Regions from separate parts of the Mus musculus genome. Here region 1 is linked to region 2. Evidence: chromatin loops called from intact Hi-C (ENCODE). Cell type or tissue: left cerebral cortex. All regions are shown on one strand. Each heading gives the region's core, and the rest is flanking DNA. Links, peaks and the distances in the headings are about the cores only. Region 1 holds the start of 8430419K02Rik (a long non-coding RNA gene). Region 2 has its middle 120 kb from the start of 4933406G16Rik.

What was found. Peaks named below come from ENCODE experiments on the same cell type or tissue, not always from the same donor. Only the 100,000 strongest peaks of a DNase experiment are listed, where the experiment ranks them.
Region 1: a loop joins it to region 2, with 2.4 times the contacts of the local background. A loop is called at or near these places in 4 of 42 quality-filtered maps.

The regions. Positions count from the first base shown.
Region 1 is chr11:18,871,639-18,888,242 of GRCm38, forward strand. 8430419K02Rik (a long non-coding RNA gene) reads right to left here and starts at 5,972. Exons shown (of 4, transcript XR_003949854.1): 1 at 364-5,972. Meis1 (Meis homeobox 1) reads right to left here. Exons shown (of 12, transcript NM_010789.3): 10 at 13,955-14,013; 11 at 12,749-12,838; 12 at 8,790-10,284. The coding sequence ends at 10,001. In left cerebral cortex, for the core only: a CTCF peak has its summit at 5,991 (motif pointing right); DNase peaks (open chromatin) are centred at 5,696, 6,144 and 6,628; H3K4me3 peaks cover 886 bases.
Region 2 is chr11:19,181,193-19,197,796 of GRCm38, forward strand. No RefSeq gene overlaps it. Among named protein-coding and RNA genes, the nearest start is that of 4933406G16Rik, 120 kb to the left of the region's middle. In left cerebral cortex, for the core only: no CTCF peak of the experiment used is centred there; a DNase peak (open chromatin) is centred at 9,769.

The sequences.
Region 1 (16,604 bases), core at 5,021-7,520, 310 kb before region 2:
GTTCCCCTCGACTGCTGGCTGCGTTCACACCTGAGCTCCCTGGGAACTCGTGCTGGTTTCTCGGTCGCAGACCTAGCAGCTACTCGCCGCCGCGCGTGAGGCCAAGTCCAGTCCTCGCCCGAGCCCCGAATAGCCCCAGGAGCCCTCCACCCTGGGGGCAAGGAGCTGAGCCACCGACCCGCCGGCGCTTTTTCAAAGCACAATCATACTTGTTCTCCCTGCAGCTCCAAAAGTGACGCGCACCGGGAGGAAAGGACTTCGAGCGTCCCTCGGAGCTGGGGTGTCCTGTGAGGAGGGTGCGGGAGCGGGAGATTAGAGGCAAATGGACAGTTACCGCATGGGGAGGAAAGAAAGGAGACGAACCTGCGTGACTTTCCCTTTTGTCTCAACACTGTAGGTCCCTCGACAGCAGCAGGTTCAAACAGCTAACCCCCCACCTAACAAGGTTCCTATGTGTGAGACTTAGATCACTGATAAAAACAGAACCCATGGAGAGAGAGAGGGAGAGAGAAAGAGAGAGAGAGAGAGAGAGAGAGAGAGAGAGAGAGAGAGAGAGAGAGAGAGAGAGAGAGAGAGAGAGACTGAAAAGATGGTGAACTTCTCACCTTTCTTTAATCCAGGTTCTGTGTGTGTGTGTGTGTGTGTGTGTGTGTGTGTGTGTGTGTGTGTGTGTGTGTGTGTGTGTGTGTGTGTGTGGTGTGATGTGTCCATCCTTGTTAATTGCGTTTTGCTGGGGTGATCTTTTAGAACTCGAAAATCGTCTGGGAAAATATTCACGTTTGGGGTAGAAAACATTTTTTATTTATACCCCTGACATTTAAAAGAGCAGAATTAATTTGTTCTGTCTACATTAGCATTGAGAGAAAGTTTCCGAAATTCAGCCTGGGGAAGGGGGGGCGGGGGAGGGGGGTGGAGAAAAAGAAAGCGCGGAAAGGAAGAAGAAAAGCTAACCTTGTTTTGTGTGTCTCTCTCCCTTATATCAGATCTGTAATCAATCATTGAAATAGGAAGCAGCAAAATTGTAAAGATTCGATAGATTAAAATGCAAATGAAAGGTAGAAAAAGAAACATTAACGCGGCCACCAAAGATTTAATAACCGTAAATCAAGGTTTTTCTGTTGCAGCTGCAGTTTGTGTGTTTATGTTTTAATCATGTTCAGTCCATAAATAAATAATTTCTGAAACGAGACTAATTTTTCATTATTTTAACCGTGAGCTATAACACTAAATATTAAACATAGAAAATGTGCATAATGCCACATGCCCAACCCAGAAAGAGAAACCCTTGAAACAATTGTTTAAAAACCAAGAGGTTTCACTTGTGTGTTTTGAAAATCAAAGTATTTGTGCTAAAAATCCTCTCTCCACAGCCCAAAGTTTATTTTCCTTTAATATTTTATGTTAACAATGCACAATTTATTCTAAAGATATGTGTGGCTTCCGCATCCATTTCAGTGTGAGCATTTTCAAGGCAGGAAAATGCCAGAATATATAAATAACACAGAACCCCATTTCAAAGTACCTGGACAATTTCTGGGTAATATTTTATAAATGTTTCTTCTTGGGAAGAAAAATTTGGTGGACAATACATTAAAACTTTTTTAGCTTAATAATGTTATATTTTTTCCACGAAGGGATATCTTATCTCTCTGTTTTATGATCATTCAGTGTAAGCTTGTATGTCAAGGTGTCAGGTTATTCAAACAAACTTTAAGTATTCTTTTTGTTAACTATGCTGAAAGTTTTCCATTTTGGTTTTTCATTTAGAACATTAACTTCTTAATTTAGAGTTTTACCACTTTAAAAAAAAAAGAAAACATTTATTCTTTCTGTTCTTTTCCTATTTTCTCCCTCCCTCCCTTCCTAGTTATTTATTTATTTATTTTGGTGATCTTATTAACATAAGAGAGGGCACTCCATTTCAGCATAGAAATGCTTAAGAATAAGCTTTTTTCCCCTTAACTCTGTCGTTAAACGATTTAGAGTTGTCTAAGCCTCTCCTCTTCCTACAAATTACAAGAACAACCAAATCTAGAGCTCACACCTCCTTCCTCGAACCTTTAAGTTAAATGTGAGCTGAGTTGATATTCTCCTTTCCACCCCAAACAATCAGGTTTTCACTCTGACAGCCCAATAATGCATTTAGTTTGAAATTACACTTGGATCTTTTCTCCTTTGTATTTTTTTTTATTTACTCCAGTACAACGAGATGACTTGATTTTCATGGGATTACATGTACTCCATTCAGTATTAGTGGGACATTGCTACTCAACTAAATACTGCCTTAATGGACAAATGAACTTTTTTATTTGCTAAAGTTTGTAGGTGGGTTTGGAAACAGAGTATGCCACTGATTTGGTTACTGTTGAGAATCAAACAGACACACACATCATTTATCTAAAGAGGAGAGTTGTAGCTCTGTAAAAGGCAGAAGCAAGCACAGAATCATGGGGAATTATTTCAGTTTATTGCTCTTATTAATTAAACCGGATGTGGTTTTATTCTGCACTTTTTATACCGACCTTGTTCGAAGCTTCTGGCGGCTTCGCTTCCCTTCACTCCCAATTCCTCTCATTCATTAGATCCCTTTTTGATGGGGCCTTTCCTACAGTACAGCTCTTAGGAGTTACAGTGGAAAATCTCACGGGTCTTGGGGAAGATCATGCGTCTCCCGCCCCGGGGAAAAACAAAACAAAATACAGGCGGAGAGGGGGAAAAAAAGGAAGAGATGCTTTTCTCATTCTCTTTCAGCATTCCTTTCGTTGAAATGCAAGACAGGTACTTGATTTAGCATTTAAGCAAAAGGTTACACAAACCGCGTTTTAGAAAGTGTTGGGATGTCCGGCAGGGTCAGCCCCAGATCAGATCATTTTTCGAATGCAGACCTAAAGATAATGAGTACTTGTTGTATTAAAGGGGACAAACAGTACTTTGGCTTCCTCTGACCCCAGAATGCACGGCTTGGTTTCATTGATCATCTTCCTTTATGAGATAATGCAATTACAAACATCAATAAGGGGCTGCAAGGGGAATCATTATGCTGTGACAGTGATAAATGACGGTGCAGAAATAGCATGCTTCCCCCCCTAACAATCCTGGAGCCCAGGGGCTCCGGGGGCTGAACACAGTCGCCAAGGAAACAGATGACATCCCAAAAGGCACCAAAGGAAAAAATAAAATGAACAGTCTTTCTTTGCCTTTCACTCTTTTCCGTCTTCCAAAGAGTTAGTTTTGGCTCTAGCAGCAGCTGCCACACAGACATTTCGTTATTTCAGACATTAAAGACTGAAGCAAGCAGTGGGAGACTCCTCCCCTTAGTCCACCCCCACTAGACGGGCACACAAACCTTGCCATTCGCATTTTAGAACACCTGAAAATGCACGTCTCAAAAATCGGATTTGATTTGCACACGCTGTTTACCACCCACCCACCTCCCTCCCCGCACCCCCCAGAAGAAACTGAGTCTCCAGGGGCACAGTGGCGCCTCACGGATCTGCCAGAAAAGGGACTTTGCTAGTGTCTGGTCTCTGCTCTGAGCCGGGAGGCAGCAGTGGTAGGAGCCGGTTACTTGGGGTCTTTGCTGCCTTCCTAGGTTTTTTAGAGGTGACGTTATCAGTGACCCTCGATCTCCCGAAAGGGAGGAATCCGGCTCTTTGAAAGCCTAGACCATGCTCAACAACGTCTTCAAGGGGGATCTCTATGCGCAGTCACCTACTCAAATCCAGAAAAGTGGGTGAGGTTGGCAGAAGGGTTTTGCAGCGATTTCGGCGCTCGCCGCTCACCCCCACCCCCACCCCCAATGCCTGCGGGGACTGGGAGAGGTTAGAGCCTCGGGTCTTCAGGTGAATTCGGAGAACCTGTCACTTTTAGGGTGGTGGAAGAGAAAAGTGCTGAGGTGTGAGGGAGGCCTAGGCAGAAAAGCAAGAAAGGGAGGAGAGAAGGGGAGCCAGAGAGTTGGCCATCCTGTCTTTCAGTCATGTCTCCAACCCAGAGAAAGCAGACAGTGGGATCCTGAACTCTCCGGTACACTCTGCCTGAAGCTAGGGTGCCAAGCCAGAAAAACGACGCCGGGGAGAGGACCCGTAGGTGTATGAAGCAGGTGACTCTACTCTCTGCTTTCCTAATGGGCTAGGACCTGGGAGTAGTTTTCCTCCCAGAGAATAAAGTCACTGGTCCTAATGAACACAGTGTGGGGTAGAGGTGGTCAGGGCTAGGAATTATACAGTTGATCAAAGGAAGACTGGATTAAAACTAAATCCAGAGTTTCAGAGTCGGAATTCCCTGAGGTGGACTGAGCGCGTGAGCAGCACAGGAGTTACTTCTTCACCAGCTAAACCAAGCCCCTAAAAGTGCCTCCCATCTCCCTATTAAAACCCTAGGGTATCATTTTTAGGGCAAAGACTCTACAACGCAAACGTCTAGCGGATTGCCCAATATATTGTTTGTGTTTTCTTTCAGTTCCGCCTTGGAAGAGAATGTTTTAAACTTTTTGGGGGGGCGGCGGGAGGCTGGTTCGATGTGAAAGAGAACCCTACCCTTCCCATTATTTCTTGGCTTCAGTCTCCCAGGAAGACCCCCAACTCTCCCGCCCAGATCTTTTCCCCCAACCAGAGAGCTCTTAGCCTCTAATGCTGCGTCTACCCTTGATGGTATGGTTTGCCAAAGGGCCAGGGGGTGCTGGGTAGCACAGAAGAGACCAGGAAAAATGATGACTCAAACTGGGCGCCCCACACACAAACCCACACCTCCCTGCTTACGGTCCAAACACCCGTTGAGAACCTATATCACCAATTTCTGCTTTAACTGCCTTCCCAAGGGCCGAGGGCCTGTGGGATCCAAAGTGGGGGAAGTTTCTAGGACTTTTAAGGAAACTTGAAGGAGCTTCTGCCCAACACACTGTGACACTATTCTTCTCCATTCTACCGGAGTGCTATACACTCTGGAAGCTCACCCTCTTGCCCAGCCTGACTGTTCAAGGCAGCCTCCAGGGCCCAAGCTCTCACCGACATGCTCCCATGAGCGCCCTGGGATTCGGAAGCCGGGGCTCCGTCTGGAAAAGTCCTGTGAAAGCATTCTGGCAACTACAAACCACTCTGAGGGGTTCCAATTGACGGAGCCCAGAGTGAGCCGAAGAAGTCTTTGAATATGCTTTTGCGCTAACTCATGGACACCCAGGCTACCGAGACAGTTAATTCTTCTTAACTTTGACTTTCAGATGGCGGAGGTGGGGATGGGGGCAAGCATAGGACTCTTCTGCAGACCCCGAGTACCTCGGAGTAGTGTGGGATCACAACTGAGACCCACCCGCCCACGTACCAGCTCCAGCCCCAGCCCCAGCCCCGATGTCGTGCAGAGGGAAACTAAAGGGAGTCTGAGACGCGGCTGGAGCTGGGTGAGCCGGCCGCGGCGGTCTCATTAGAGACATCTCAAAACTCCTCTCAGCCCACCCCCAACACCCCCCTCCCGCCTACACAGGGGGAGCTGAAAGCATCACTGAAGGCTCGGAATTCCAGCGTAAAAGAGCAGTTTTCCCCTTTCACAACGTTCGGACTTTGTCCCTGGAGTTACTCAGTATGCGCTTCTGCCCGGAATGCGATCCCCATACCCAGATCCATCTTCTCTAGGCCCGCTAGGACCCGGCACCCCAACTGCTGTCCTTGTCGTTTGGTCTCCCCAGGGCTCCACCTAGCACGCCTCTCCCCGCGGTAAAACTCGTGGGCCGGGTTCCCCGAGAGGAGACAGCCTCCAAAGGAACTCCTAATACCATCCATACAGCTTTAATGCGCTTATAATTCGATAAGTGATTTCAATTTGAAATTGTTAGTAACTAATTTTATGGGTAATTTTTCCACATCAAATATTTAAGCATCAGATTAAGGGCGCCAGTTCCGACGCATGATCATAAGGGGGTTTCTTCCCCCCCCCTCCCCCCCGCCCCCTCAAAACACACTGCCGCGCTCCGCCTCCCTCCGGTCTCCTACTGCGTCGTTTTTCCAAATCCCCAAAAGGTGGCAGTAGAAGACGACTTTCCTCTTTTCCTGCGGCTCAAAAGAAAGGACAGGGGTGAGGGGCTGGGGGGGGGGGGGAGCGGCGGGGGGAGGGGTGGGGCGAGAAGAGGGCCAGGAGGGACTGGACGGTGCCAGGACTTTGCAAGCTGAGCCTTTAACACGTTTCCACCACCGCGCTAGCGAGAGCAGTGGCGAATTTCCTGGAGACGTCTCGGGCCACGGCGGCGCGCCCGGCGGCCCTGGGGTCGGGGTGCGGGCGACTCGGCACATTTGCACTCAACCCTCAGCCTCGTACAAAAGCGGGAGACGCAGAGAGGGACCCACCGGCTTCTTTCCATTTCTTTGTAGTTTAATATTGTCAATACTGTACAACCAACCTTGGCTCCTCGAGGCCGGGCTCTTCGAACACATAAGTCGGGGGGGGGGGCTGTTAATGGGGGGGAACTGGGGAGGGTGGAGGGAAACTAGGGGCGCAGCGGATGAATTGCAGACCAGTTGCCAAACTTTTTCCCCCTGCTGCCGCTGCTGCGGCTGCCGTGGCTGCAGCCTTTGCTTTGAATGTGTGTAACTAGGAAACAGCAAGCCGTCTGAGAAGACGGAATTTCCAACGTGTAAAATGTTCTTAACGGAACCATTGAGCGAGTGCAATAAGGCGTGAGGGGGAACTAATCTTCCCATTTAAATGTTTGTGGCAATTTTATCTAAATGAATTTTAATGCTAAACGAGGGTAATTCCCCATTTGTAGCGCGTTTGCTTCTTTCCTGTGCTTCTAAAGCAGTCGAACATCGTGCAATGAACAATAACAATAAAAATACTTCCAAGGCATATTATTCATTTTGAATGTGTTATAATTACATTTGATTAAATATGATCGGGTAACATTTTTAAATTTTTTGTAAAAGAAACTTAGTCATACTAGTCTCATTCAGCCAGCGGACTCCCCCCACCCCCCCACCCCCACCCCCAAAAAAGAAGCCTGTATAATTGTGTGCCCTGTTTAGGGGAGGGCGTTTTGTTTTTGTCCTTTAAGAAACATCAAAACCACTCTCCACACCTCTATTATTTTCCTCCTTCCGATAAGTGTCGTCAATAACCTCAAAGCTGGCTCTGAAATTTACAAGAGGAAAAGCTAAAACAGAATTAAACGGGAGGGTGTCAGGGGCAGGAACAGAGAGACCTGAGGAGCAAGGCTCGCACAATCCTCACTCCGAGGGGGGAAACCATGGCACAAAAGCTTGCTTTATTTTTTTCTAATTCCTAGACATTAATGATCATGATTCTTTTTAATCTCCACATTCCCCAGCCCCCCTTTGCTTGCGCTCACTCTTCCCCTCCACCCCCAGCCTCTCCCCCTGTTCTTTTCACCACCCTCTCCTTTCCCCCTCCTCCCCCCTCCCCGGCTTTCTCCCCACCCCGCCCCCTCCTACCCCAACTAGGCTAGAGCCTCCAGGATAATAAAGGCTGACTCACCGGGCTTGTACTGGGGAGGCAGAAGTAAAAGGACGGTTAGTTTATAAAGTTTATTATTATTTTTAAAAGTAAATAAATGGTTGTTAACTGCAACTAACCACCCATCAAAGAAAATGATTTCACTAATATGGACTCTTATGCAGTCGTAGAATTGTCTCGGGGCCAAAATAGGAAAGTTAAACAGTCCCATCTTTGGGGGGGCGAGCAGGGCGAGGTGGGCAACAGCTCTGAGACCAGGCTGCAACCTCTCTCACGTTCTCTCTCTCTCTCTCTCTCTCTCTCTCTCTCTCTCTCTCTCTCTCTCTCTCTCTCTCTCTCTCTCTCTCTCTCTCTCTCTCTCTCTCTCTCTCTCTCTTCTCCCTCCCTCCCCCACCCCCTCTCTCTTCTGCACACCCACGTGTCAGAAACAAGGCCCCATAAACAAAAGGTGAGAGTGCACACCTCTGCTCCTGCAGGTGAGGCAGTGACTCACCATTACCATTACTGAGTAGAGCCAACCCACAGCTGGTTTCTCTTTCCAAATAGAAAACAGGATTGCTGTGGGCAGTTTATAAGGTGACAAGGGTCTGAATGTCAGGCTAGAGTTTAAGGCTTCTGACTCATCCTTTGTTCCCAAAGCAACCAAAAGGCTGTTTTCTTAAAAAATTAATTTGCCTTCATTAAAATATTTGGATATTTCCCTTAGCTTTATGAAGCACTTTTTAGAGCAGCGATTTTATTTAAGTGAAATTATAAGCTATTGCAGCTTAAACATGTTATTTTGAACCATTTAGCTGGCTGCCATGCAGAAATTCTGTACAGCTGTTCTGGAAAATTGGTTAATAACCAGTTTTATCCAATGAGAACATAGAGCATATTTATAAAAATTAGATTTTGAAGTCTGGTCTCTTCAATTTTATATAGTTAATTTCTTAATAAACATGTACTGCTGGCCCTAGATAACATCCCTGGCAAAAGGCTGACTGTGGGCTTCAGCTCTGTCACAGCAGGATTTTACTGATCATGTAGGCGACTAATACTGAATGAAGTCTGAGGCTACAGCTAGCTTAGTGACTTTAACCCTTAATTTTGTTGGTATTACCAATTCGTTAAGTCATCTTAATCCAGTAGTTATTGTTAAATAATTTACTCAGTGGTTACAATTTTCAAATACATATGGCCCAGGGAGCTAATTGTTTGTTATCATTAAAAATGCTGTACTAATCATTAAAAGTTTGAGGGACACATCTTGTAAGCAGTAAAGTCAGAATGACAAAAAATAACCTTTTCATTCTGGAGTCTGACGTCATGACTGCACTCAATGACTGAAGCTGGACCTGGAGTTTGCATACTTTTAAATGCTAAGATAGGACACAGTGTGCCATGACTGTTATTAATAATTAGCTCCTTGTTTTCTTGATAGAAAAAGGCTATTGACAAGCATTTTTTATCCACAACAAAAAGTATAATTAGCGTACCCCACTCAGTTAACCTTATATGCATGCCACCTTGCACTAATCTGCTACTTTCACAAAAAAAAAAACAAAATAAATGCAATAATACAGTTCATCTTTCCAGTCCTTTTTGCACAAAATTTATTTACAATGTCTACATAAATGCTCCAAGGTGGGACTATGGAAAAATACACACATGACCAATGCTTTGCTGAGAAACAAAGTCAACATATTAAAAAATAAATCTTCAGTCTATGTTTTTTGAGCTGCATAAAACAGGAAGTGATGTATAAGGTGATGGTTGTTGTTGCATGGGGACGATGATGCTTGATGTGACAGTTAGGCTTCTAAACACACACGGCCTTTGGGTTTCCATGCCTCCTCCTACCAGTCTCCTTAAGACACTGCCTGCAACAGCTGATTAATCATTGTTGGTGACTGCAGTTTTTCCCATCCTTCCCGATTTACATCTGTTCAGGCCAATTCAAATATGGTGAGTAAATGAATTAGACATGCAAATTCAAGCCCCAGGCTAGAAAGAGGGAGAGGGAGGAGAAGAGAGAGAGAGAGAGAGAGAGAGAGAGAGAGAGAGAGAGAGAGAGAGAGAGAGAGAGCGCACGCACATGGCTGAAATCCTAGGCAAGAAGAAAGATTCTTCTGCCTGATAGTTATTTTAATGCTCTAAAAATCCTGCAAATCAGACCTTCCTGTCCCTTGCAGGATAACTGTAAGGCTTTTTAATGTAAGGAGGCTTCTGGAGGAAGTGAACAGCTATGGAAACAACACACATAGTGTGGAAAAATTTCACATTTTTTTTAAAAAATCTATAAGAAACAACGTAATATGGATAACAGTATAATAGCATTTACAATATTTCACTCTTTGTTCTTTTAATGTCTTATATAGTTATTTTTGCATGTCCCCCGAGTTGACTTCGGATGGTTCTCCTGCATTTTAAGAGTCCCTATGAAGAACTAGGGATGCTCCTTGGTCCAAAGTAGATGTCAAGAATGGAACTCCATAGTCCTTGCAGGAAAAGACCTGATTCGAGATCAGTCACCATTGTAGACAACGCATATTCCCTTAAGCTACTGAGCGTGAATGTCCATGACTTGTGCACTCATTGTCGGGTCTCCTGTGTTAAGAACCGAGGGGCTTGAGGCTGACATTGGCATTCCAGGGTGGGGCTGTCCTCCATGCATCATCACTGCGGGGTGGTGAGGGTGTCCAGGAATGTACGTATGCATGGGGGGCCCATGACGCAGCTGAGCAGGATGGGGGGGCATCTGGGCTTGGGTATAACTCGGCTGTCCCATACTCACACCCATTGGGCCACCCCGGGCTACATACTCCCCTGGCATACTTTGCAGCCCTGTAGAAATTCAAAAGAAAGAAACAAAAAAAAAAAAACAAAAAATTACAGAAAGGCAACAGTGTGGTTCTGACTATGGCAATCCTATGAAAGCCAGGGAACATTGTGATGAAGGAAGGGACTGGGGCCTTGTGAGACATTATTTTGATTCATGTGGAAGAAGATAAAAGGATAAGGATGTCAAGCTGGAATCAGAACTGTTTCCCTTGCAGGGCCATTGGACCAGTCCTACCAAGTCTAGTTTTAAACAAAAACACATTGGTTTCTGATTTAAAGAAGCATTTTTGTTCTATCGAGAGCTCTGGTCACTAAACATTTCACACGAAGCAGAACAAGGCAAGCTCAGTGACAATGATTACTTAGCAAATCCTGTACCTTTGGAGGGGGGGATCAAAACAGTTATCAATAAATTCCTTCCACATGGCCTCTTAGAGCTGGAGGGGAAGAAAGGCTTCACAGAACTCTGTCTACCTTACAATGATTTTGAGAACAATAAGAAAAATTGGACCTAAAACAATACTCCTCTTGCTTTGAGGGGCCTCTTGTCTTCTGCATGGATTGCTCTAGTTGATGGAAAGTGACGGGCGTATTGTTTCTGAGAGCCATAAGCTCCATCATCATCAAGGGTGAAAGGCAGAACGCCATTGCTAAGTATGTTCAATTGGCTTTAGTTCTAAGTAATAGCACACTGTGAATGCGATGAACACCTTCGAATAAGGTCTCCAGGCTCTGGCAATGAATGGCTGCTTAATCTAGCCTAAAGGAACATTTTTAAACTAATGAAAATTGCTTATAAAATATACTGTACCCACAGCTCTTTAATCAAAAAAGATGATAATATTTTTTGTAATAACCTATTAATTTAATTGGTCACGAAGCATAAAATACATCATTTAAATTTAATTGACCCAGAAACTAAGAAACAATATTTAAATTAACTAAGCTAGAGAATTCCATGATGAGGTAATAAGACTGTTGATTTCCAAGCTCAATGGAATGCTTTCAGAGTGAATTGTTAAACTTATATTGGACTCCCACCCACAGAAGAAGACCAGCATGTGTTACCCTTGGCCTCAGCAAGAATTTTAAATAGTGTGTTAATATAATCAGGGGCACATCCAAGACTCTGAAATCATGGCTCTTAATTCCAAAAAGGAACGCTAGAGAGATGCTGTTAAGGGCAATTTAGGAAATGAACTAGGGCTTTGGAGTTCAAAACAGTTTTGCTTGTTTGAACTCAAATTTCTGGGGTGTCCTTTTAGGAGAGAAAATGACAGAGTGAGAATCTGGGACAGTTTTCCTAGGCTCACTGCACTAGGCCTGCCACTGAAGATTGCATTAATGATCTCTATTTTTGTATACTGAATAAGTCAAATCCATTTGTCACACTGCAAGTGATGGCATACTTAATTTGGATATAGTCAATTAGCCTGGGCTAAGCCCTGAAGCCTGCTGTGCACACCTCTATTTTGTATTCTCCCTTTTTCCATTGCCACACGTAATCCCATTATGATGGACAGACAAAGGAACAAACTAAGGGAAAAAAAAATCAAAGTTTAGTTGTCTGAAGCTCAAAATATGCCTTTACTTACCCTAAGTAAAGCTGTGTTTATTTTACCTAAAAGAAGTTCTCTGTTTGGCTTTTTGGTGTCTTGCAGGTTAGTGTAGAAATGTAACTCATGCATCAACTGCGGTTAGACAGATTTATGGCACTTTGGGGACATGCTCTTTCCTCTCCTTGCACTGCTGCAGACTGCTTACATTTTGCAAATCAGTCTGTTGCTATGACAACCCACTCCCCCACCTCCTGACTGTTTCTTGTTTTGTCATGTGGTCAGTACTGTACAATAGCAACACACAGGATAAATGTATATCATACACAGAATTTATCAGCCTAAAACCTTGATCAAAACCAACGAGAGAAAAAAAATGAAAGGAGCAAGAAATAAGGCTTTAATGGAAAGGAAGAAAGAAGCATGAAGCTATGGGCAAGGAGAACATGAGAGGACGCAGAAGGAGAATGTTCCTAGGACAAAGTGAAGACAAAGGCCCCGTTTGTACTTACTTCCCCCTGGCTTTCGATTGGTTAACTAGATGAAGGTTACATGTAGTGCCACTGCCCCTCCATGCCCATATTCATGCCCATTCCACTCATAGGTCCTAGAAGGGAGATAAAAATCCAAGAAGAGGCCAGAAGATGAGCAAAGTCAACAGATAGTGCCAAAAGACCCTTTAAAAAAACCACAGGTTCTAGGTGGCTGAGAGGCAGTAAGATATTGCACACATAAAGGTCCTGGCTTCCCCTTTGAGGTCTTAGATGCACAGATGGTAGGCAAGGCGAGGCAGGCAGCTGGAGAAAGCAGAGGGTGGACTTCTTTACCTGCCCTGACAGGGACTTGGGGAGGGTAACACTTCTGGAGTTAAACGTGAAAAAGTACCATACCAAAAAAAAAAAAAGTCTTACCTGGCGCTCTGATGCCCATGTGCTGCTGACCGTCCATTACAAAACCTCCCATTGGCTGTCCATCAGGGTTATAAGGTGTCCCTTGGCTGACTACAAAAGTACACAGCACAACTTCTTAATAACGGGGGAGGGGAGAGAGCTAGGAGAGGGGAGGGGGCACAGAGAACATACCAAGCAGATTACATGTGGTTTTTTTTTGTTGTTGTTATTGTTGTTGTTTTGTTTTTTTTTTTTAACCAAAGTTAATTCTTTCTCTCAGGCCAGTTCTATATACCTGGGAGACTACAGTTTCAAGTGTTATCTGTGTTCAAGGAACAGGCTAGCCACGAAATTCATGGTGGGGAGGTTTGTCTGCTGGTTCCATCATGGGCATTTTAAGAAAAGAAGACACTGGAACCTGACTAACTGGGTATGGGCCCAGTGTGGTGCCAACAGAGCTTTGATGGAGCTGAGAGCAGAGTGGTATTTCAGAGGCAGGGTTCAACCCTGCAGCATCACCCCAGGTATAATTTGGTCGCTGCCTTTGCTACCATGTTATAATACAAAACAAATCCTAGGGCTCATGACTGAAAAACAAACAAACACGAAAAGGTGTTATTTTTTTTTTAAACTGCGAGCACCAGAAGACAGATACTAATGAGCGAGGCATGAGAATAAGAGCCGTGTATTTATATCACTAACCAAATCCTGTGTTTTAACTGTACATGAAAAGCTGTTTCAGAAGTGAGCTGCCTTGGGTTATTAAAGCACACAAAAGCTCTACCTCACTGAATGTCTTTGAACTTTACTGAGTCCCACAAGTGATCCCGACCCCTTTGCCCTTTTGACAGGTAATAAAGTTTACAGCAATTCCACACCAAGCCATGCACCAGGGAGTGGTCATAGTGGCAGAAAGCTGGGTAGGCAAACTTGGGGGAAAAATAACATTAATATATTGAATGTTTACAAAGAAGGTTGTAGCTGAGCACTTGGAGGTTTAAGAGTTACTTTTCTCCTATGGCTTTTTATTCTCTACCTTCTTCAAATGTTTTATAATGATGTTAAATTGATTAGTGTGGTTACAAAACCAAACTGGTTTCATTTCTAAAGCCAGGCACTCGTAGTACTCACTCCCAGTTCATTTACCAGGCAGCAGCCCTCCTGGTGAATGGCTTGAGGATGCTTTTCGCTTGCCTGACTTGAATACAGTCACTAGAGGGGACTTGCCTGCTCGGTTGGACTGGTCTATCATGGGCTGCACTATTCTTCTCCGGGCATTAATAAACCTGTAACCAAGAAAGCAAAGCATATCATTATTGCATAAAAACATAAACAAAAGGTAGAGGAAGAAATGAATCACAGAAAGAAGAGCAGGGCCCTGGCAAGCTCAGCCCAGCCTCCTTTCTCTCCCTCGCGGACAGCTTCACATGCGGCAAAACCTACAACCCCGTGACCTTTGAGTACAAGGCTTGGGTTTCTGAGTTGATTTATGTTTGCCTGTTTTACCACAGTTGGACACTTCCATTTCATCTTTTCATGGGGGAATTAGCAGAGTTTTCAGGAAACAATGCTAGCCACCACTCTTTTCAAAAGGCCGGGTGGGAGTCGGAGGAGACACAGAGGAGAAGCTCTGAGGACATCTGCTCCCTCCCAATTACTGACATTTCAATCTTACACTTTCTGACTTCTTTTTCACAGTGTGTTTTATCCAAACCTCCCCTACCTTTTGCAAACCTAGTTTCATCCTTATGTCCACCCCTAAGATAACGAGCCCGGTTGGCAGCACACCATCAATTGAAAGAATGTCTGGAGTTTATCACTATTAACTCACACTTCTGGGGACTTTAAAGAAATTCATTCCTTGGAGAGATTTCTTGGGGTGACTTTTTTTTCTCTTTATGCAAAATCCGAAGTCAAGACAAGGTCACATCTATACAGCAATTGAATTTATAATTTTGCTTTCTTCCGCTACTACTGAAAATTTATAAACATCTTACTAAGATATTAAAGTCACTCTATATTAATTTAAAAGATTGTTTGGTACAAGTTGTTTTATAGCTCCTTCAAAAAATATAAAGTCACTGAAATAAAACAAAACAAACAAATAAAAACAAAATAAAACAAAATTTTAAAAACCCTGTTAACTCTGAAACCATCTCCACAAGATATTTAGCTCTTAAGCTTTTTGTCCTGGGTTATAAGAATTGTTTGTCAAATCCAGAAAATGCAGAGTATGTGTTGGGTTACTAAAGTTCTCAACCCAACTCTGAGCAGGACATCAGAAATGTGATAAAAAGTTCAATACTACCCTATTAATAATTGAAGGGTTTACAGTCTGATATAAATTTTAGTTTGTACATGTGTCTATTTGAGCAAAGAAAGCAGTTCTGGGACTCCAAATCATTAAACAGTCAAAGATGTGTCTTTAAAATAAAAATACATGCTTCATAACATTTTAAGATTCTCAATATCCTGTACCTGCTTGTGTCCCCTCTGAGAAGCAATTAAGGGAAATGACGGAAGTGGTTTCTGACTAAAAGGGTCAGTGTGGGTGCAGACCTGTAGAGGCTACATAAACTGTTCCAGTTTCTACGAATGAAGTCCCTGAACTGCTAATAAAAATATTTAAAACACAGGATCTACAACAAATTGTGTTGCAAATCAGGTTATCGTTATCTTATATAAGCCATGAAAATTGGAATCATGTGAGCAGAAGGTTAGACTAATTCTCCGCTCTCATTATAAGCACAGGTGTAGCACAAACACCATGTGAAATAACCAATTAAAATGGAAAAAAATCTGCCGTTTCATTAGCTGCCTGTACTGCATGACCAATTAGAAAATTATTTAATATTAATATTCTGCATATACCAAAAGTAATTTTCATAGTAACTTACAGGTAAGAGAGCAGCCTCATCATTACACACCCAAACTGAGCAGCCAAAGAATTCTCCGTCTGCGTAGTTCTTTATGTAATCTCGGCTGACAGGAGAAACTTAGTCTGCTCACTTTCTGTTTAATTCTTTGTAAAGACATTTTATGGGTAGGGAAAGTGATTTTTTTGTTGTTGTTTTGATTTGATTCGTTGAGACAGGGTTTCTCTGTGTAGCCCTGGTTGTCTTGGAACTCACTCTGTAGACTGTGCTGGTTTAGAACTCACAAAAGATCCACCTGCCTCTGCCTCCCACGTGCTGGGATTAAAGGTGTGTACAATGAGGACAATTTTTAACAAGGCTCAAGAAACTGAATGACTTATTTCCAGGCATGTGCTACCAAAAAGATGCTAAGACTTCGTTGATGACACAAAACTTAGGGAATGGCCATGATTTCTTTCCTTTCTAAGGTTGGGACTACAGCAGCCATTTGTGTCCACACACGTAGTTTCAGACAAGGAGTAAGCATGACAACGAACACCTTAAAAATGGAGAATGTCTATGGCTGCCCAGCTTGGGTATGTAAAGAGGAGGCTGCTCAAAAAAAAAAATCTGTAACTCAGGTTTTCCATATTCCCACATAGGTCTCCTCCATACTGAATCACGTAGGCTTCCAAAGACCAACACAAAATAACCAGCTCAGGTCACCAATTCATGACCATTCAGCCCGTGGCACCAAAAATGGTAAATCACGTTTAGGAAGTGCTTAATCATTTAGCTTGGCCATTAACATGGATGTCTAGAACATCCCACCAAATCAATGCATAGCCTCTCCTGGAAGCCAACACAGCACTAAACATCTTCCCTAAGAGTCTGTCTTTGAACAATGTGAGCTGCCTGAAGTTCCCATTCTTCATCTAAAATCATTTCTTGGTACAGCTTTCCAGGACAATTTGAACAAGCTCATTCAACATCTGAACATAGCAATCATATTTTCTAGGCTT
Region 2 (16,604 bases), core at 8,254-10,753:
TACCATCAGGTTAAGAGTAACCAAAAGCCTTGGCAATAACCTACATCAGACCATTGCTCAACTTCTTGCAGTAGATGGCAATAATACAGAGTGAGATCCTCAGTGTATTAAAATATACACATGAATAAAGTACAGTATAAAACTGTAGTATACTCTTGCCATTTATATTTTACAAACTGTAGGGAGTGGTTTTGATTCTAAGGTCCTGTTCTCCAATTGGTTATTGATCGATCAATAAAGATGCCAGGGACCAATTGCTGGGAGGAAGGAAAGAAGCAGGACTTCCAGACCCCACTAGACGCTAAGAGATACAGGAATAAGAAAGAGGAGTAAGAGAAGAAGAGGAAGAAGAGGAGGAGGAGGAGGAGGGAGAGGAGGAGGAGGAGGAGGAAAGGAGAAAGGTGATCAGCCAGGTGAGATCTCAGGCAGAGCAGCCATAGGCCGCTCCTCAGGCAGGAGATTAGAAACACAACTAAGCTGAGGGCAGTTTTGGATTGTTGAACAAGGAGAAGGTAACAGGAACACTAAGCTAAGAGCAGATTAAGAGGTGCTGAGCTAAGAGTGTTGGGAAGGGTGCGCTAGCCTAACAGGAGATTAGAAGCACCTGGCAATTAAGCCAATAAAGCAGGTTAAAATGGAGCTACATTTGTGTGTCTGTATTTTTCATCCTCAGATACAATATTCTATGGGTGGGGCTGGTAGTGTGGCCCACCTGTTCCTGGAGCAATAAAGCAGGGTAGTTAAAAGTCAACACGCAACAACAAACCATAAACAATACAACTGAAAAGAAGATTCCAAGGCCACTTGGAGGCTATCTTGATGCTCATTCAGAACCTTCCTACTGCCCAGCTCCAACCCACAGACATGCCTGTCTATGAGCATGTGAAGTGTGTCCTAGCCAGACCCTTCAACCGTGGGAGCCTGTGAGGAATAGTGGGGTGCTCCTTGCTCTTTTCCCCCCCCTTCCTCCTCTCTTCTTTCTCTTTCATCTATTTGTTTGCTTTTTATATGTTTGTTTATTCTTACATTCCATTTAGACCCCCAGGTAGTATTTGCCAATGACAAACAGAACTCAGCGTTGTTCTTGCCTTGCCAATGCTGGTCCCTGTGAAGGGAGGACTGGCCATTTGCACATCTGATTGTTCAGCAGAGTCATGATTTTGAGAGCTCCCTGCTGTGTGGCAGGAATTATTCTACTATTGTGTTTTTCTTGATTAGATACATCTATGGGGGAATCAGGCAGGACACATGCACTATACTCTATCAGCTTTAGTTTTTCCGTTAAATTGAGTTCTATTATGAAAATGTTTAAGCATACATACAAACAGAATGATATGGGGTACCTTCATGCACTTGTCACCAACGTCCATTAGTAAATGACAATGTGCTCTAAAACATGCACCTGACTGCAGCTGCAGGCAGGAGAGCCGTCACACTGTACAACCACCATTGGTTTGTACCTGTGTGTTGAGGAAGCTACACCTTACACATCAGCACCCACAGGGGACTTCAAAATGCATTTGAATAGTAAACACTTCTTTTATTGTCCCAGAATAAAGAAGTTTCAAAGCAAACAAAGCTAGAATGACCTCCAAATTGTTACTCTCCTCATTTTTCAAGGAAGACTTGTAAATAGCTTAAACTCGCTGCTTCACAAGTACAGGTGAAGACAGAACCTTTGGCTAAATACAGGGATATGTTTCCTGTATAGCCATATGTCTTAAAAGAAGCAGTGGTGTGTGTGTGTGTGTGTGTGTGCACGCATTCGATAAACAGCTTGAGGTCCTTAACATAATAGGTAAGTTTACTCTGTGTCTACGCACTAAGGTGCTAGAGGCTAGACCGGCTTCAAAAGCTGCTAGAACTGTGCAGTCACAGCAGGCTCCTGCTGATTAATGGGCTGCTGCCATCTTGAAATTCTCCACTTTTGAGCAAAGTCTCTGCATTTTCACTTCACCAGCCTGGTATCCATTCTTTCCCAGAGCTTTTGGAGGACAAGTCACTGTTCCAGGGATGACATGACCGTTTTATTAAGGCTTCCTACATTTCCTACTTTATGGCCAAGACTTGACTTAAATACACCAAGAAATAAGGTAGGGGGTCAAGGAGTCTCCTTGAGTCTCGGTGGACAAGAGTTTACAGCATAAACATGAGGACCAAATTTCAAATACTGAGCATCCCTGGAAAAGGCTGACTTTGGTTTCATACTTGCTGTGGAGGCAGGTGGATCACTCAACTTGCTGGCTGCCAGCCTAGTTCTAGACCCAATGAGAGACCATGTATCAAAGGTGAGGAGAGAGATACCAGAATAGCCATCGTCCTTTTCTGACTTCATACAGACATGTGTACCTGCCTTCCCACATCACACACTGTTTGTTCAATTAGCTAAATAGCAATTGTCTTATCCCATGGTCATTGGTGTAATAGAGTTCACAAGACATGCCAATACATAAATAGCAAAAACTGTTCACACTTCTGGAGGCAGGGGAATAGACAGACAACCGGTAGGTTCACTGTCTGTTGGGATTTAAGTTCCATCCCAATGGCAGCCCCTGCAGTAATCCTGACACACAGAAGAGGCCTGGCCCTTAGAATCTACTCTTGACTCTCCATCATAATGGTGCCGGTCCACACTTCTTCACTTTTGCTCGTTGGGAGAAGACCACGATGGGACCACAGTGACACCTCCAGGGCTCTCACTTTATTCTGTTGCATCATTTGTTTGGGTCACACATTATTCAACTTTAACCACTATTCTTGCCTTTGAAATGTCTCCAATTTTGTGATTCTGATCATGTTTTGTCAGAGTTTGAGCAGACATTGATCTCTCCAATAGCAAACCTCTCTACTCTGTGGTTTCCTCTTAAATCTGGAGTTCTACTCCATTGGTTTTTATGTAAATAGCATTTTATTTTTATTCAAGTTTGTCTGCTAGGTCTTATGGTCTGGGGGTGTTAGATCATAGACATGTTAGATCATGTGAAGGTTCAAGAAGCCTTAACACTTTACTTGAAAATATAAAAGAATGGAATATCCCAGGTCTTTGAGAAAATTTTAATCACAAACCATACACTCTGAGGAAAATTTACCCTCAGATCCTTGGAGGAACCTGGTTTTGATTTTCAAGGTGGGGAACTGCATCTGTAGGCAATGGAGGCAGATGTGCGAGATTGGCAAGATGTCTTCTATGAAACCAATGTTTTTAAAAAGTCTACAACATTATTAAACATATTAAGTACTTTAGACTGATAATTCCTAGCCACATTTCTCCAGCCTACAAAATGCCTAGATTTCTAAATTGCCAGAGTCTTGATTTGTTTCTTGCATAGGAATCAAGACTTCAAATTCTTTATTATAAAAATCTGTTTTTTAAATGTTTCCCACCTGGAAAATAGACACATAGAGTGTTTCCATCAGTTTACAACTTATATAGTAGTATATGTATGTGTGTGTGTGTATGCATGTATGTCTATGTGTATGTGTCTGTTGTATCTATGTATATGGCCTTTATGTGTGTCTGAGTACCCATGTGTGTCTCTCTGTGCACATGTGTATCTATGTGTACGTATCTCTCTGTGTGTATATACATGTGTGTGTGGTCTCTGTGTGTCTGTGTGCATGTGTGTGTGTGTGTCTCTCCTTCTGTGCATGTGTTTGTATCTGTGTTTGTTTGTGTGTGCACACACATGTATTTATGTATCTCTCTGTTGGGTATGTGTGTGTCTGCATATGTCTGTGTGCACATGTGTATATGGTCAGTATGTGTCTCTGTGGAGATCTCTCTGTCTGTGTCTGTGCATGTCTGTGTGTGTCTGTTTGCATTTATGTGTATACTTGTATGTGTGGGTCTGTGTGTATCTGTGTGTGTCTATGTGTGTAAGATCTGTGTATGTGTCTGGGTGCATGGGTTGTGGGGGTGAGACTCTGTGTGTCTGTGTGCACAAGAGTGTCTGTGTGTCTGAATTTGTCTGCTTGTGTATGTCTTTCTGTGTGTGTGTATCTGTGTCTGTGTGTCTGTGTGAGTGCATAAATGTGTTTCATTTAGAAAGAGATTTTGTTCCCTCTCCAATTAGTAACAATTGAAAAGGTCATTTGATCCAAGTCAGACTGAAGTTACCTCTGAGTGTGAGGCTGGGGCTTGCCGACAGTGGGGCTTGCAGACATTGAACCTGTGTTAAGAAAGAGCCAGACACTGGATCACAGGCTCCACCCAAGCTGATGATAATCTCCAGAACATGGAGAAGTTAAGAATGGTGGCTTGGCATGCAAACACATCCTTAGGAGAGAACTAGGAAAATGCTAGGGTGTTCCTGTTGTTACTTTCCTCCAGTGTCTCAATCTGAGAGAGTAATGGAGAGCAACTACAATAATTACAGAAATTCCCTTATATTTTCCTAATGGTGGATTTTAAAGAGTTACTTTTTGTATCATAGTGCTTACTTCTACCAATGTTTAGAATACAGGAACTAAAAAGTGGAGGGCACCTCAACATTATCCAAAGTAACAATCATGACACAGTGAAAGGGAAGGTCACTCCAGAGTGCCCTGGCACGGGGGATTATCTTAGTTAATGTCAGTGCCACTAAGCGGAACACTGAGGAATCAGGATCTAAAGACTGCTAGATATGGTCCAAGGAATGCTATAATCTGGAACTGGGATAAATTGGCAAGAGGCAGAGTGTCCTGTGAGGAGCAGGTGTGGCAGCAGTCCCAAGATGGCGCCCGGGACTGCAGCTAAGTCTTATGACTTGCACCTGACTTCCTCATACACCTGAAAATAAGCCACAACCATCGTGAGAGCTGCAGGTGCACCATGATGCTGGCGGTGTAAAAAAGTCCATATTTGGTGGAGACATCCCCCTGCTGCCCTGATTGGCTGAAGCTACATGCCTGATGAGGTGGCGTGGCCTGCCGTGAGTGGATGGGGGGCTGAGAGTATATAAGCAGACCTCCCTGGGTTCCCAGAGTCCCCGTAGCAGCATCGAGGCATTCCTGCAGTAAAGGCTGTTGAGAAGAATCCAACCGTGTTGTGTCTTCCTTGCCGGCCGAGGTGGGTGCGACAGTGTCCCACTAAAACAAGGCTGGGAGGCTAAATGCCCAGGTCCAGAAACAACTAAAGGGCAGTTCTGAGGTGGGCTTTTAAAAATCTAGTTTAAAAATAGGCATATGCATCCAATGTCTCCTTGTGTCCTTCAGGCATCTGACTGGATCCCTGGCACGCCTCTCTCCACAAAATCAAGGGGAGCAAAGAATTAGGTAGAAGATGAAAAATTCTGAGAATGGGGGACATTTGGCCATCAAAGACCACCCATGAGTGCCATCCAAGCAGGGGAAGGATAGGTGAACTTGCAAATCCCTGGGTGTACTGGGGTGGGGCCAGGTAGAGCCTGGAGGTTGCCTGAGAATGTTCTGGCTCAGGCATAGGACCCTATGTATCAGGACAGGGACACCAATGGGAGCTGCTGTGATTAGAGGCAAAGTGAAGTAGCCCAGCAGCCATGACAAAGTCCTCCAGAATGCCACCTCAGCTTGCTCATTCTCAACTGATCCTAGCAGAGGCTTGGCCTGACTTGCTTTTTTGGGGTGGGAAACACATGAGCTGCTCTTGAACTCTCTCTTGGAGGACAGTGCTTGAATCCTGTGGTAACTAGGTTTTGTGCCCAAGGCAAGCAGTAAGAATGCTACTGCATGGCCAGGAGAGAGAAGCTGTGCCCACAGGTGTGCCTTAGGGCATCTTGCTGCTTCTTAGATCTTGAGGGCCTAGTTCATGGGGCCAGAGGAGGCCAGATGTCATTTGCACATCTTGCTGCTGCTGCAGGTGAGCTGGTTCTTGCTACCTTCAGGATGGAGTAAGATGGTGAGTGTAGCCATGGCCTCATCATGACAGTGGAACAGTGGTCTGTGGTTCTCATTGCCTCTGCCTGCATCACAGGGCAAACTGCAAGCAGAACAGGTGACCTGAGTCACAATAAAGTGAGCACCTCAGGTCGTCCTGTTTTCTTGTTGAATTTTTGAAGACTCATTTTTATTATGTGGAGTGTGTGTGTGTGTGTGTGTGTGTGTGTGTGTGTGTTGTCCCTAAACATATATTTATTTAATGTTAGTATTAATTTTTGTGACCCATTTGTTTAAATCTGGGCCATTTGTAGAAACATTGGATCAGAATTCACCATTGGAACCTGATGGGTGACCAGTGGGCACACAACTGCAAATATTGACTAGCTCTCCCTCTCCCTGAATTTATCAGTAGCAAGCAATTCAGCAGCAAGGTACTGAGCCTCTCTTTCCTCCACTCATGGCTGTCGATGGGCTCACCTTTGTATGGACTCAGTGTATATAGTGTAGGTTGTGACTAGAATGGCAGTTAGTGGATCAGTGTCTTGTCCAGAGGGTGGCATTTCTCAGCTTTTCTTCTTGTTATCTGCTCTGATGTCCCTTAGAGGAGACATCTTTAAAAGTCTTATTTAGAGCTGAGTGTTCATCTCTCACTTGTTTTCAACCTCTCAGATAGGCACACGTGTCTCATTAGCCACCATTCACTGGAGAGAGAGAGAGAGAGAGATCTCTGGTTTGGGCTGAGAGTCTCATTTTGGCTATAGGTATAAACAGATATTTAGAAGACAGTTTTGAGGGGAGTTTGACTCTATGTCAATTTAGCTAAACAACAGTATTCAGTTCTCTCCTTGGGTCTATGGCATCCTTCTTACCCGCACCAACCCCCTTGAGTTTTGACAAGGCAGACATGTTTTATAAGTGTTAAAAGATAAATACCCTTAAGGACATTTGTAAACTCAAAATTGTATCAGTCACTGAAGACAAAATGCTTGCTTTTGAGGACTTTCAAAGTGACAATAATAACACATAACCCTATGAGTGTGTTCACACTTCTTGGTCGCAAAATAATCTCTAGACTATCAGATGCCTAGAACACAATCTAGGTCTGCATTCTTCAAATTAAGTAAACTAGGTATTTCTCCAAATAGCTTCTAACACAATTACAATGGCCACACATCTCTCCATTGACCTGACTTTGATGTGTTTTCCTGTGTTACTGATTCTTGGTTTGCCACACAAACTTATAGATGTGGCTACCTTCAAAGGCCTTTCATGTTTTTGGCATAGAACTGTCTGCTTTTAGAAGAGTTTGTCTCTATTTTATCTCTTCCTTGACAAGACCCCCCCCCCCAATTTGGTCAGAGCACCAAGAGACTGAGGCAGGAGGCTGGGCTGCAACTCCTGTGTTGCTGATGCTTCAGGAATGCCTGAGGAAGGTATTCTGTCTTACCAGCCACCGGTCCCCAGGACAATCAGCTCTGTGCGCAGGCTGACATAGGCAGATGCCCTTCCTTTATTTGGGGCATTTGCAAAGTTGAAAAACTGAGAGAGGCTTCTTATCTGAGGATTTAGACTGAGAGCACTATCAGACAGAGGAGCCTCATCTAGGGGAGTAATACAGGATCCTGGGAGAAATGCATCTTTATGTATTTTTGGTAAAGAATATTGAAAGGGGAGCTGGCCCCTGATAAATTTATTCCCAGAGTGTGCCATTTTGCCATGCTAACATGTTTTATTAGGGTTCCAATGGCTGTGAGAGATCACAGTGATCAAGAGCAGCTAGAGGAAGAAAAGGCTCACTCTGCCTCACATTTGCACGTCACAGTCTGTCACTGAGGGATGTCAGGACAGGTGCACCAATAGGGCAGGACCCAAGAGACAGGAGCTGATGGGAAGGCCATAATGGAACTCTGCCTTGCTTCCATGACTTGCTCAACCTGCTTTCTTACAGCCCAAGGATCACACAGCCCTCAGTGAGCTAGGTCTTCCCACATCCATCACCAATCAAGACAATGCACCACAAGCTTGCCCACAGGCTGATCTGGTGAGCACATTTTCCAAGTGGAGGTTCTCTCTTCCCAAATGACGTCAGCTCTGTCAAGGTGACAGAAAACAGCCATCATAGAGAGCCATCTGCCTTGGCTGACCATGTGTTAGGCTTTCTGTACAGGACATAGCCTCAGTTGAGGGAACAACTTGCCCAGCCTGAGAGGCAGCAACCTTTCTTGCGGTAAATATATTACATGACAATGATCTGTGTAGGTTATAATAGTCTCTCTTTAGCAAAGTTATGGTTAAAAATTTGGCAGTATTTGTATAGTAAATGACGATTTTTACAGCTTGGCTATAAAAGCTTACTTACATTTGAAATTTGATATACAAGTGCTCCATCCAGGAGTGCTTTCCCTTCAAACAGAATTTTTCAAAATGGTTAATAAAACTGGTCTGTCTCATTTCCTTGAGTTATACAAGCATTTTGGAAAAACAGAAATATATCACTTGTATATGGTCTCTAACACCTTTCCTCAGTTGGCCCTGATGCTAGAAATTTTACCTTATTGAAGATAAGCATCAGTGGAATGGGAAAAAGAGGGACTATGCATAGCACTAGATTAGAGAATAAGAGAGAGGCAGGCAAGCTTTATATTTAACTTTTCTGGAGCCCAGGGGGATATGCCTTAAGAAACAATTAGCTATGTGCATTTTCATTATGCATTTTAGACCTCTAAGTACATAATCACCTGCTCACGTCTATCTGATAAATAATGAGATTTTATTTCACATTTGCATTGTTAATTACAGTATATTGCAGAAGGAAGATTCCAGGCATCTGTTATTAATAGAATGTAATCTTTTTGAATAACAAGGGCACTTTAAATAGACAAGAGAATGCACCCTTTCTTGGCGGCCACCCAGATCTCTGGGAGCTGTTTGTCTGGACATTAAGGTGGATGTGGCAATGACAGGAGGAAATCTCACCATGCATTGAAATACCAAGATAAAACACCGTGTGACTTACATCTGGCAGAGGGGTTGTGTGCTTATATTGAAAAAGGAGGTGCATGACTTTTAAATGCAAGAGCAATAAAAAAATGAACCATAAAATACTGTACCTGTGTGCTCCTTTGTAGAGTAAGGCAGTCTCTGGTCCCATGTGAGGGCTCAGTGAGAAAAGTCTAGGCTAGGTGGGCTTGTGCAATGATAGTTGTTCTGAACAGTGTTCTTTCTCCCTTCACGTCTCCACCTGGAGTCCAGTTGAGAGGTGTTACAAAGGAAGTGCCATATAGTGATGGCTGAGGAGCCTGGGAATTCTTCATCTGCATCTCATTGTAACTACCCTAGTGATGGTTAAACTTACTGAATAATGGCGTACACGTATATGACTCTCTCAATTCGGCGAGAGGCTGCACTCTGTGAAACTATCATGAAAGCTACTGTGAAAAGCAGGCACTGTCTCTTGGGAAGTCTCTGGGATCAATGTTTGGCTCCACCCCTTCCCTCCAAGAGATTTTAGATCTTTGTCAGCCACTGTCTTTATATGCAAAGGTTTTTTCAGAAAGGGGATTGACCCCTCTAAAGAAGTCCCCATAGTTACTCCTCATTAACACTCCTCATCCAATCCCAGGCTGATCTGTTCTCCATCATGTAATTGTACCATGTTGAGAATGTTATATGGACAGAATTACACAGTTCATAACCCCTGGAGACAGATCTGCTAAGTACAAAGCTCTTGAGATTTACCCAAGCTTACCTCAACAATTTAGCCCTTTTTACTTCTGGGTAGCATCCCACTGTAAAATTATGTTGATCATCAGAGGACCTGTGTGTTGCAAGCAGTCTTTTGCTATTACAAGAACTGTTGATGTGAGCATCTTTGTAAAGGCTTCTGTATAAACAAAAGCTTTCATCTTCTTGGGAGAAATACACAAAGATACAATTGAACTGCTTTTCAGAGTGGCTTTGCTACTAGAGTGTGTGAAAGACCCGATTGTTTGCATTCGGTATCATCTGTGTTTCTCCTTTAGCCATCTCAGTAGGCAATCTGCATTTCCCCAGTGAGTAATAACATCCAACACTTTTGCATGCACTGCTGACATCTATAGGTTCTCTTTTTTGAGGGAAGTATCTATTCAAGTCCCTTGTTCATTTACAAAATGAGCTTATGTATTTATCTTAATTTGTTTTTATTCATGTGTATATGTATGTGCATGTTCGTGTCTGTGTGTACACATGTGCACACATGCATATGGATATGTGTACAAGTGTGTGCATTCATGTGTGCGTACTCCAGTGTGTCTGTGTGTGTGTGTGTGTGTGTGTGTGTGTGTGTATGAGTGTGAGAGGCATGTAAACCTCGGGTGTCATCCTCAGAAATGCCATTCACCTCTTTCAAGATAGGCTCTCTCACTGGCATGGAGCTCACTTAGAAGTGACCAGCTTACCAGGAAGTGGCGGGTATTATCCTGTCTCTACTTTCCCAAAGCTGAAATGCTAAGCTTGCAGGCTACCTAGTATCTTAAGAGAGTTCTAGGGACTAAAGTGATATGCGGGTTCTTGCAAGTCAAGCCATTTACTGATTGAACTATTTACCCAGCCCAAAAAATAAGCCTTTGAAGAAGTATTTCCTCTACATTTTGATGTATACGTGTGTGTGTGTGTGTGTATATATATATATATATATATATATATATATATATAGAGAGAGAGAGAGAGAGAGAGAGAGAGAGAGAGAGGAAGAGAGAGAGATTACTAAAGGTTATATATATATACACACACACACACACACACACACATATATATGTACCAGAAAATTCCTAATAAAGTACATTGATATTTTTCTTGTGTTCTAGATACTAAATAACAAATTAGAGCTATAAAATAAAACTGATATAAAATAAAGTTTATGCTAGCCTTTTTAAAAAATGTAATCAAAGCATAAACTTACTTCAATAAAGGAAAAAGTAGATGGCTTAATATATGGAGTAACTTGAAAATAAGAGCACTTACTGCTCTTCCAAAGGTCATGAGTTCAAATCCCAGCAACCACATGGTGGCTCACAACCATCCGTAAAAAGATCTGATGCCCTCTTCTGGTGTGTCTGAAAACAGCTACAGTGTACTTAGATATAATAATAAATAAATCTTAAAAAAAAAAAGAATACTAATATGGGATTTTTAAAAAAATGCATCCCTCACCAGCGTGGAATTCACAGAGCTCTGCTTGCCTCTGCCTCTTGAGCTCAGAGGTTAAAGATGTGTACCTTGTGCCCAGCCCAGATAAATGTTTACTTGGAAAGAATTCCCTCATAGTAAAGGTAACTACCTTAAGCCTGAATTCTTGGTGTTGGGTCTCTCACATGATAGTATTGTTTTGTCTTTGTCTTGTGTTTCCTCTTTCTTCTTCCATGGAGATGATTCCAAATGATCCAGAAGAATGACTCCTATTGGAGCACTCCTTCCCAGGTGCACCTGACACTCATGGGGCCTGCCTGGATCACTGTGCAAAGGAACAGGACAAAGCAAGGTGTTGAAGGGGCTTTGTCATTTACAGCTTTTTATTTCTAGTTTTACACAACAAACAACTTGTTTGTACCCATATCAATGAGATGACTTTGTGTGTGATTGAGAATGCACATCTGAAGTCCTGCATCAATAACTTCCTCTTCTTCCATGCATTATCATGGAAAAAAAGAAAAAATCAGTTTATTATTCTCAAATTAGTCTGTCTTATTTTTCTAAGATTGACTGAAAAACAATTTGTCAACAGCATTTTCATCTTGCTTCAGAGTGGTGTGATTTCATCTTGGCTACACTATAGTAAGGTAACTGTCTGTAGAAACTAATATACTCCAAGAATAAAACCATGCTCCCCCAAATCAACAGATTTCAATGTGTAGTCCTTAGTTTTATGAGGATCACCAAGTCTACACAGGAAGTCTTCAAAGTCTTTGACTCTTGGCTGGTACAAGGAGCACAGCGTTTGTCTTCTTATTTCTTTTCTTTTACGAGCACACAAGGAAGGTGTCAGGATGCCATGTGCATGCAGGATCCACGTGTATCCTGGTGCTGTTGGAGTCGACAGCATATTGTCACCACTGATTCTTAGTAGCATCTGTAGATATAACGAACAAACAGAATGCCTTTAGGGCTCCTTCACTCTTAAGAATCTAAAAGAGGGACCTGAGAGCAAAGAGCTTTGGAATGCTGGTTCAATAGTATAAATAATTACCAATGCCTTCAGAAACTCCTGGGTCAACATTCAGTGCAAAGTTGCAGAGATAATTACAAGTTAGAAAATAAGACTTATGTGGAGAGCTGGGACTGCTTACCTTGGAGAGGAGAAGTTGAAGATGCCCTAACTGTGAAGGCGTGCCACACAGAACAAGATGACACCATCTTAGAGTGCAACGTGAGTGAGATTTCAACCAGAGATAAAGGGGGAGCGATTTCTCAACAGAGATTGTTAAACATCAGAGTGAATGACTGGGTGAGCTTGTGGAATCTCCCCCGTCTAGAGGTCTTTTAAAATGAGCTAGCTATTCATTTGTCTGGGATGATTTAAATGTGAGAATGCCAGAAAGCTGGGAGGGGTGTGTGTGTGTGTGTGTGTGTGTGTGTGTGTGTGTAGGGGGTAGGGGGTAAACTGGTGCCTTGCCCCACCCCCTCAGACTCTTGGTCCTATAATTAACTTGATGAAAGGGCCTGCAGTGATTTTCTATGAAGGGTTGAGACAGGAATGCACTTGCTGACCTCCAGATAGGTCCTGTGTGGGAAGGTCAAAAGATGGGCCTCATGGCTAGTGTCAAGGAAAATGACTGATGCCTGTGGGAGTCCAGTTCAGGCTAGATGTAGAAGGATGGTGACCTGGATACCTGCTAAAAATTTCCTTACTGTTTACTGAGGACAAAGTGACTTTAGCTGAGTGGATCTTGGAACATGTCAAATCTTAACTGAAGACATTTGGGCACATGATGTTCATAAATCTGAAGGGAAATAGGTTGTAATTCTTAATTTTATAAAGGGACAGGAATTATCCATGTGAACGGAAAATATGAGAATAATGCTTGTCGGTGCAGTCTCTTCCTTTTGTTATGTAGGGACACTGAGTGGTCTCCTTCAGAGCTAGCGACATAGTATTGTTTCCAGCTTCCAAAGCTACTTCAGAATTTGGAGATTAGAGATTTGAGCACAGGGTCAGAAATCCACAGAGGTGGCCAGATTCCAAGGACGTTTGTTTCTTTGGCTTTTCACTTGAATAACGCATCTGGAATAAACCACAAAGAAGAAATGGATGTGAATGCACTGGGCCTCATTGGATTCTAGCATGGGGCAGGACAATATAACGGAAATCAGTGGGGCCCTGTGGGATAGTGATAGGTTAGAAAATGTAAATGTGACTTCTCTAAACAGAGACCCAGCTCCCACAGTCTCTGTTGACACTTAAAAACTGTCTGCATCACATACTATCTTGGCCAGGTTGAGTGATGGAAAGCAGAGCAACAGTTAATGAATTACCCACAATCCCACCCCCACCCCCACCCCCACCCCTGGGCTCCTTACTGCAAGAGAGTCTCATCAGATACCATTCAGGAAAACAACCCTGGCAGATAGCAGATAACCTCATTGTGGGAATGAGTATCAGGGTTCTATCTCCAAAAGAGACTCAGAGGCTACTGATAGCTGCCTTGACAAAGCCTTGGTGTTGAAAGAGATGGGAATCTCAAGCCTGGGCCCCCAGAGGAGTGCAGAGAGGAAAGGACAGAACACGGAGCAATTAGGGTTTTAAGACAATGATATTTGATTTTTTTTGTTTGTTTGTTTTGTTTTGCAAGACAGGGTTTCTCTGTTACAGCCCTGGCTGTCCTGGAACTCCCTTTGTAGACCAGGCTGGCCTCGAACTCAGAAATCCGCCTGCCTCTGCCTCCTGAGTACTGGAATTAAAGGTGTGCGCCACCACACCCAGCTAATATTTGATTTTTAAAATCTGTGTCATACAAATATTAAATATGAAAGTATCTTGTAGCTTTATTTTGTGGCTCAAAATAAAGGGAGAAAGAAGGAAGGGGAGGAGAGAGAGGAAGAAAGGAGCAGAGAGAAGTTGAAAGAGAGGGAAGGGAAGAGGGAGAGAAAGGAACAAGAGGAAGGGTAGGGCCAGGGCAAGGGCAGGGAGTGGGAGGGCCTTCCTGCTTGGGGAAAAGGAAGTGATCCTGTGGAAAAATACATTTCCAAAAGATACCTGCTAAAACCATACATTTGCCACTTTGAAATGAACTAGACAATGTCTGCTTCTCTGTGGCCATGTTTGTAGCTAAGCCATATATAAAACAGGAAGGGAAGGTTAAGATGTGAGCTCAAGCCTTCTCCTCATTGTGGAGGAGGGCGGGAAGTTTTTCTTCCTGGGCAGAGCAAATCCATGGTGATGAAAATGAACTTTGTGGCTACAGAGGGACAGGAGGTGAGTGTGCATGCATGCTTAAAACACCTCTGCAAGTCGGGCTGGAGAAGCCTGGGCTAGAAACGAAGGCTATGTTTTAAGAACTCGACAGCCTGGACGTGGCCTTCCCTTACTAATCTAGGTCATCTTTTGTTTAGACCGCTGCCTGCGGTGTCCCTCCTTCCCCTCAGCACCACACCTTCACTTCCCAAGACAAAGGTCAAATTCATCATAGCCTCCATATCTCTTAAAGCCTGCTAGAACTCAACACCCTCACAGCCAATCTTAAACTCCTGTGATTTGCCACCCTGCTAGTTATTTTCATGTCGTGCTAATTAATACTTAAGAGCAATAGCTGAAAGAGTAGGAAGAGTCTCTCTTGGCTCACCATTTATACGGTTCATTCTAAGGATGTGTGACTCCTATAGGCTGGAATGGTGAAGGAGGCCATGCCCCTCACCACAGCCTGGAAGCAGGGAAGAATGGAACATAGAATGGGGGTCTCTTCAGATCTGGACCCTCAGAACAAAGCCTCTGAGTAGACCTCACCCTCTAGCTGAACACAGAGCAAGTGTTTAGTTTATAAGCCTGTGATGGGCTTTGCACATTCAGACCACCACAGCCTTGTAGTAGACTGCACATACTAGACCGTGTGTGCATCTGTATGTGCATATGTAACTGTATGTGCACATACTAGACCGTGTGTGCATCTGTATGTGCACATACTAGACTGTGTGTGCACTGGTCAACTCTACTGTTCCCTTGTATAATGCCTGTCACTGGGTTTCTGATAAGATGGCCTTTCTCAGCTTTGAGGGTTGTGTGTGCTAATTGCTCAATTCATAGCCTACTGAGTGGAGTGTGACATAACGCACCTTCTCAGGAGGGACTGATCCAATGCTCCTGTGAATCTGGCCTGTAGAAGCATATTTATTACCACAAGTCAGTAAAGCAACAGAATGCGTTCAAAGCTAGAAGTAATACATTTCTCCATGGATATTTATTCAAGTCATTATAATTTAAGAGCAGAGCAAAAGGGGCATCTGTATGCACATGTGTGTATGTATCTATGTGTGAAAGCCAGAATTTATATCTACACTACAGTTTTTCAGCCACAAGTTACATAAAATTCAGAAGCACTAGAATGAACAAAACATTTTAAATGTCAGGTTTTTATCCTCCAAGAATAATGTCTTGATTTTTCAATTTTAAACAAATAAGAAACAAAATTACCACCCTACTTCTTCATAACAAATTTTTCCTTGTTGTAAAAATCCTATTTTTCAAAAGCTGATATATTTTCTAAGTTCTTAAACTAATCTTTCCCCCTAAAACTACATAGTAATGACATCTAAAAAGAAATGTGGTCACTGGTTTCCTTAGTTTTCTTCTCTCCTCTAAGCAAGGATAATTACAAATTATTTTAAAGAGAAAACTATGACATTCCTGCAAATGGGCGCCCTCCAACATAAATATAAATTTCAGGCCAACTAACTTCTTTTTCATAAAAAAAAATGTTCTCTGTAGTTGTACAAAGCATACTTCAGTATTATAAGGAACATGGAAAACACTTGAATAATTACTGTTGGCAGACACATAATTGTGTTTAAGTTCTTCCATTGTTCATGTCCTTTCTCTCTCTCTCTACCTCTCTATCTCTCTGTCTCTATCTCTCTGTCTCTCTGTCTGTCTGTCTGTCTGTCTGTCTGTCTGTCTCTGTCTCTCCCCCTCCCCCCCCCGCCCGCCTCATTCCTCAAACATATTCTTTGTTTGGAATCAGGTTCCAAACTTGAATTAATTTCTTCTCTGTGCCAGTTTAGACTGTGAGAAAGGGCCTATTGACCAGATTTCCTAAAGCTCTTTTGGGAGATTCATTTGTGAAGTTTTTTTGTTTGTTTGTTTGCTTTTGTTTTTTATTTCAGTTGGTTACACAGATTTTTCTTCTAGGTAAGGGGAGAAACCAGTCATCCTAATTCCAACATTTTCATGCATGAAACCAGAACTACAGAGATAACAGAAATGGGACTGACTCCTGGATTATTTTATACTTAAAGAATATTTCTCACTGATTCTTATCGCTCCTTATGAAACTTATGTCCTTTGTATAAACAAACAATCAGACAGACAAAAATGTACAGATCATGTTAGGGAAAAGTATAGAATTTGTGACATAAAGAACTCTAGAAAAATTTACTTAAAGGTACTCATGACATTTCATTCTCCCAAAGGTCCTTGGAATAAGCACTTTCAGACCTGATGTGAGCAAGATTCTCAGGTAGAATGGATCCTGAGTTGGGTTAGACCACAATGAAGTGTGTTGAAAGCCATTAGCAAT